Regions from separate parts of the Homo sapiens genome. Here region 1 is linked to region 2. The links are chromatin loops, found by intact Hi-C in ENCODE. Cell type or tissue: mammary epithelial cell. All regions are shown on one strand. Each heading gives the region's core, and the rest is flanking DNA. Links, peaks and the distances in the headings are about the cores only. Region 1 has its middle 180 kb from the start of RBFOX1. Region 2 has its middle 120 kb from the start of RBFOX1.

The links. Peaks named below come from ENCODE experiments on the same cell type or tissue, not always from the same donor. Only the 100,000 strongest peaks of a DNase experiment are listed, where the experiment ranks them.
Region 1: a loop joins it to region 2, with 16 times the contacts of the local background. A loop is called at or near these places in 2 of 110 quality-filtered maps.

The regions. Positions count from the first base shown.
Region 1 is chr16:5,836,024-5,838,935 of GRCh38, forward strand. It overlaps a transcript of RBFOX1 not described here. Among named protein-coding and RNA genes, the nearest start is that of RBFOX1, 180 kb to the right of the region's middle. In mammary epithelial cell, for the core only: no CTCF peak of the experiment used is centred there; no DNase peak of the experiment used is centred there.
Region 2 is chr16:5,902,045-5,904,956 of GRCh38, forward strand. It overlaps a transcript of RBFOX1 not described here. Among named protein-coding and RNA genes, the nearest start is that of RBFOX1, 120 kb to the right of the region's middle. In mammary epithelial cell, for the core only: no CTCF peak of the experiment used is centred there; a DNase peak (open chromatin) is centred at 1,287.

The sequences.
Region 1 (2,912 bases), core at 138-2,637, 66 kb before region 2:
ACTCAGATTAGTCCCTGCCAGAAGTTAGAGTGTGAGGCAATTTAGCAAATTGTAGCTTGCAGCAGATGTTTAATTAGTCGTGAGGCTGTGCAGTGACTGGAGGCTGAGCCGGGGAGGGCAGCTCCGTCTGCTGCTACCGCCGCCAGCACCAAGGGGGACATGGGCTCTGCAGCTGGGGGGTGAGGCTGGGCCCAGGGGAGCCCAACTAGCAGGAGAGAAACCTAAAGGCTTGAGACCCTGGGACATGGGAAGTCCAGGTAGACAGGCAGGGCACGAGAAGTTTAGTGCAGAAAGGAAGCTCCAAGACCCTTTGCCTGGCAGTGGGGTAGTTCTGAGGCAGAGTTTTCCTCTGCAAACATCTGGGAGCATGATCCTCAACAGGTCCTAAATGGAGACACTCAGTCATACCTGTCACTTGCTCCCCCTGTTCTGCTCCCCATCTCAGTGAACAGAACCATGACCCACCTTCTTCTTTAGGAGCCATCCTCCATACTTCCTTATTCTCTGCCCTTCACGTCCACTTCATCCCCAAGTCCTGCCAGTTCTGCCTTCCAGGCACATCTCAAATCTCCATCTCCATTTCCCCACCCTGTCCCAGGATTTCTCAAACTTTGCACTGTGGACGTTTGGGGGCTGGGTTATTCTTTGTTGCGGGGGAGCTGTCCTGTGTGTTGTAGGATGTTCAGCAGCATCCCTGGCCTCTACCCACTAGATGCCATTAGCATCCCTCCTCACGCCCAGTTGTGACAACTACAAATGTCTCCTGACATTGCCAAAAGTTGCCTGAAGGGGAGAAGCACCCAGATGAGAATGCTTGTCCACATCAGCCCAGGCCACCTCTTTCTTGCTAAGGATCTTAGCTCCTTACTTGTCTTCTGACTTGTTTCCTGGTCTCCAACCTCACTTCTTCCAATGCATCCTCCACACTGAAGCTGGAGACATGTTCCTAAGGGAAACTGGGTCATGTGATAGTCTTCCCTAGAGCCCTTGCGTGGTCCCTGGTCACTTGCAGAAGTACCCGTATTCCCTGACATGATTTGGAGGTCCCTTCTTAGGGGACACTCATTCATAATTCTAGCCTCCTTTCCCAACCCTCAGTCTCTCCTGCTTCGCTCAAATCCCCCTGGAATCCTGCCACTTTCATGATCCTCCTTTCCCACCTCCTCTCCTCCTCCCACGGAGGCTTTGCACACGCTCTCTATATTCCAGTCCCGCTAGACTTTTCTCAGTTTTTTTTTTTTAACTACACACAAACTGCATCTTCTGCCTGAAACACCCTCACAGATACAGCCCCAAGGGTCCTAGAATAACAAATTAAGATGAGGGTTTGTCCAGCTGGCAGAATCCTAAGAGATCTTATTGGACACATTGTTTAATTTTTGTCCCAGTCCAAGTCTGACTCAGACATGGGCTTTCTGAGAGATTGCATAAGCTTCAGAATTGCAACGACTCTCAGCCACCCTCTGCCCTCCTCCACAGACATTCCCACTCCCAACCCCACTGGTTACCACACAGTCCCTTGTGTTGGGGCAGGAGGAGGTGGAAAAGCACCTCACAGGGAAAGTCTTGATGCCAGCCCCCTCTTTTTTTTTTTTTTTCCTGAGAGGTTCCTGGTCCTCTTTTGCGGGTACAGGCAACAGAACTGGGTGAGGATTTTTAGTTCTATCCCCATTCCTGTTTTACCTTTAGAGCTCCATGTGGTTTATATTGCAGACCATCAGTAATTATTTATATAACGTTGGCTTTCCCAACCAGACTTCCCTGAAGGCAGGGTGCTTATCTCATTGATCACACTATCCTTAGTATTGACCATGCTTGGTGGCATAGAAGTCTGTTCTCAATAAATCCTTGAGTTGGCTGGGGCAGAGGACCCCGTGGGAGGTAGGTTGGGCGCTTGGAGAAGACTGTGTCAGATGGCTGCTTCGGAAAGAGGCAACACAGGTACAGCATTCTGGATGTCTGTGGACTCCAGTTCTAGGGCTAGTTGTTACTTTTAATGTGACATTGCTGCATAATTTTTTTTGGCGGGGGGGCTTGAAAACATAATTCTCTTTACTACATGGCAGAAGATGATGCAAGGTTAATTTTGTTAATTTCCATATTACATATTGAAAGAATACAACACCAGAATGCTGGAATCATCCACTTTGTTCACCTTAAGTACTATGCTCACATTACCACACATTACGTAGGAGATGTAGCTGCGTGGTGTCTGATCTTGCCACGTGTGTTCCAGGTGACAACAGCTCCTGAGGTATGGGTGGCGGCCTGCCTCTTTCCACATGTACACCTGCACAGAGTTATCCTTGAATGCAGCGAGCATGTGGAGGGATGCCACCCAGTAGTTGCTGATGGCTGTCTGGTGGTCGTTAAATCATTGCAGCCAGTGACGGTGGAGAGGAACAAGAATGGCCCACTGGTAAATACAATCATATATCCTATTCTGGCTCCCATCCAGTTAGGATGCTGCAGATGAGCCGGGAACGGGAAACTTGCTATCTCATGTGCTTAGATGACTGTTTGGCTGCCCGTCCTCTTTGGTTGTTAGATCAAGGGTGATAAATTCTGTCTTTCTTCCAATGATACTTTGGGACATCCATGTTAGCCTGTTTTTTCATCTTTGGGGCCCAGCAGTCACTTTCTCTCTCTAGACCTCTGTTTTCTTATCTGCAAAGTGGGAATTTGGATGGATGAATATCTTCATTGCTTTCAGTTCTAATATTGGTGACAGCTCAGTCACAAAGCAAGCGCAAAAAAATCTCTCTCTGCAAACAGTAGTTGTTACAGTTAACGTGAACTAAGCACTTTTTGCAGACTACCTCAGTGAGCTCTCACACCATTTTACAAATCAGGAAAGAGAAACCCAGAGGGTAGTTTCCTTGCTCAAGATGACTTTGAGAGGTGTGCTTCTC
Region 2 (2,912 bases), core at 200-2,699:
ATGGGGTTCAATGCATGTTTCTTGAATGAATTAATCATATTCCCTCTTTTGAACTGTAAGCTCTAAATACTGTCAATTACCCATTATTGTTCACCTGCCATGAGTCAGAAAATATTCCAGAAAATTTATTTATCGCCCTCTCTCACCCTTACAACAGACCCATTAAGTACGAATTAATGTTCCCATTTTATAGATGAGTAAACTGAGGCTTAGAGAAATTCTGCACCCTAGCCTAAGAGCCACAGTTGACAAATAATAGAGCTAGAATTTGAACCCAAATTTGGGTGAGTCTCATCCTCTGTTTTCCCACAGAGAAATGCTCTGCTGCCTTTCTTTGAAGAGATGTTCCTTAATTTAATTAATTAATTTATTTTTATTTTTATTTTTGAGATGGAGTCTTGCTCTGACACCCAGACTGGAGCGTAGTGATGCCATCTTGGCTTACTCTGCAGCCACCGCCTCCCAGGTTCGAGTGATTCTCCCGCGCCAGCCACCCGAGTAGCTGGGATTGCAGGTGCCTGCCACCATGGCCAGCTGATGTTTTTATTTTTAGTAGAGACAGGATTTCACTATGTTAGCCAGGCTGGTCTCAAACTCCTGGCCTCAAGTGATCTGCATACCTCGGCCTCCCAAAGTCCTGGGATTACAAGCATGAGCCACCGTGCCCGGCCTTATTTAATCATAGAGGACAAGAAGCCTTCATCAATCTCTTATTCTATCCACCCTCCTTTTTTTGATTCCAAGCGCCTTGTCTGGCCTGTAGTTGCCACTCTTTAAACACTGAACTAAAAGTGTATCATTCACAAAGAGACCCCCAGGATCTGCTGCTCACCTCCAAGCTCTGCCCACATGGACACTTTGACGCGTATCGAAGTGACCATGTGCTAACCTTGCCCTTGTCTCTACTACAGTTCTTATCTCAGGTAAGTGTTTCTAAACTCCCCCACCCTCAACAAACGTGTGCACCCCTTTCCAGCCTCCCATGGTTAGGCTCCTAGCCTTTTCTTGGACTTGCCTGAGCCGACTTACTGTTTGTATTAGATGGGTGTGTGTGGGTGTGTGTGTGTGGGTGTGGGTGTGTGTATGTGAGTGTGTATGTATGCATGTCTGTATGGGAAATATGTTCTGCACTGGAAAATGTAAACCCATGCAGTGTTTCAGAAGACAGTCTCCTAAACTAACACCTGCCATAATATTCTCCACTCTACCTTGTTGCTCTGACATATTTCACCACTGCTTCGTCATCCTCCCTCTTGCCCTCCCTGCTGTGCATGCTCCAGTATCAACCTGTCCTCTGAGAAGTCATGCGTGACTATGCCTATTCTTCCTGACACTTCCTATTACTCAGTAGCAACATGACACAAAGCGGCTGGGCAGATCCCTGTTTGCAAAAGGGGGCATTTATGGGGTACAGTTGCTGTGTGCTCCTCTTTCTCATCTGGTCCATAAAACAACTTAAGCTCATTTGGACAGAAGGAAGAGGATGATAAGTGGATAGAAAGGAGACAGGCAGGGGCCAGCCAGACAAAAACACTGTCTCTTGCAGCCGTGGGAGTGGTTTGCCCCCATTAGACCTATGAGAACTCAGAGGCTGAAAAAAAGTCTATGTGTTTGGGGGCACCTCTAATAGTAAAATTTATGCTTGGCCTTAGATATGTGACCCCATTTCACCACTTTGTCTCTCCTCCTCCCACCCCACAAACACTACCTATGAGAGCTAGGCTGACTTAGATGTTTCTGTGTGCCCCAGGAAGGATGCATCCCCCTGAATTGACCAGTTTTCATTGCGAGGGACCATAGGAAAGCAGATGCGGGGGCCTTGGTTGGTGCAAGCCCTGCATGTGCTCACCAGAGCTGGCTTCCTCTGTCTTTGCTGAGGGAAGCTGGTGGAGGCACGTTTTCCTCTAAGCTGGGTATATGTCACCTTCGGGCAAAATATGAGCTAATAGAATGGAGATGAATGTAATTGGCAGAAGGTCAGCGAGGCAGCCATGTGCGTCTGGAGCTTCCCGAAAAGGCCAGCATGTTCCCTGCTCCCCTGTGTCATGATTAGTATGCAGGTAAGGCGAATGGGCCTCCGCAGAGTAATTGGATCATTCGGAGATCGGCAATGCCTGGTGTATGCACAAAGCCTCAACAGTGATTAGATCCTGCCCGCTCATCTCGGCAAGCCTTGAAATTCTTCCCACTGTGAAAAACTAATTTTCTGTGGGAATTTATTAAATAAGAAATCTGCATGCCACTTTACCTTGTAAGTCAGGCCAGCAGAATACAAAGCTTCCCCTCGACTTTGATGCCTGCTCCCAGCAGAGGCTGCTCCATCACTTGGGGACAGGTGTTTAGGAGCTCGTTTTGTCTCAGGGCATTATATATTTTTCACTCTGCCCTCAGGGCAGGAAATATGGGGAACCTCCTCGCTAAAAGCCTCTGAGAGAGAAAAATCAAGACAAGCAGAATGTGGGGATGGTGGTGGGAGTGGGTAGGCGGAAGGCAGGCAGGTGCATTCAGACCATGGTGTGGTCTCTGTCCCTATCTTGGGCTAAGATGTGAAATGTTCCCCCTTGAAAAGACTTCTATGTTGAGGTCTTTGCCCTCAGTACCTCAGAATGTGACTGCTTTTGAAGACAGCATCTTGAAGAGATAATCAGATGGGCCGGGCACAGTGTCTCGCGCCTGTAATCCCAGCACTTTGGGAGGCTGAGGTGGGCAGATCACGAGGTCAGGAGATCAAGACCATCCTGGCTAACACAGTGAAACCCTGTCTCTACTAAAAATACAAAAAGTTAACCGGGCATGGTGGTGGGCGCCTGTAGTCCCAGCTACTCGGGAGGCTGAGGCAGGAGAATGGCGTGAACCCGGGAGGCGGAGCTTGCAGTGAGCCGAGATCGCACCAATGCACTCCAGCCTGGGCG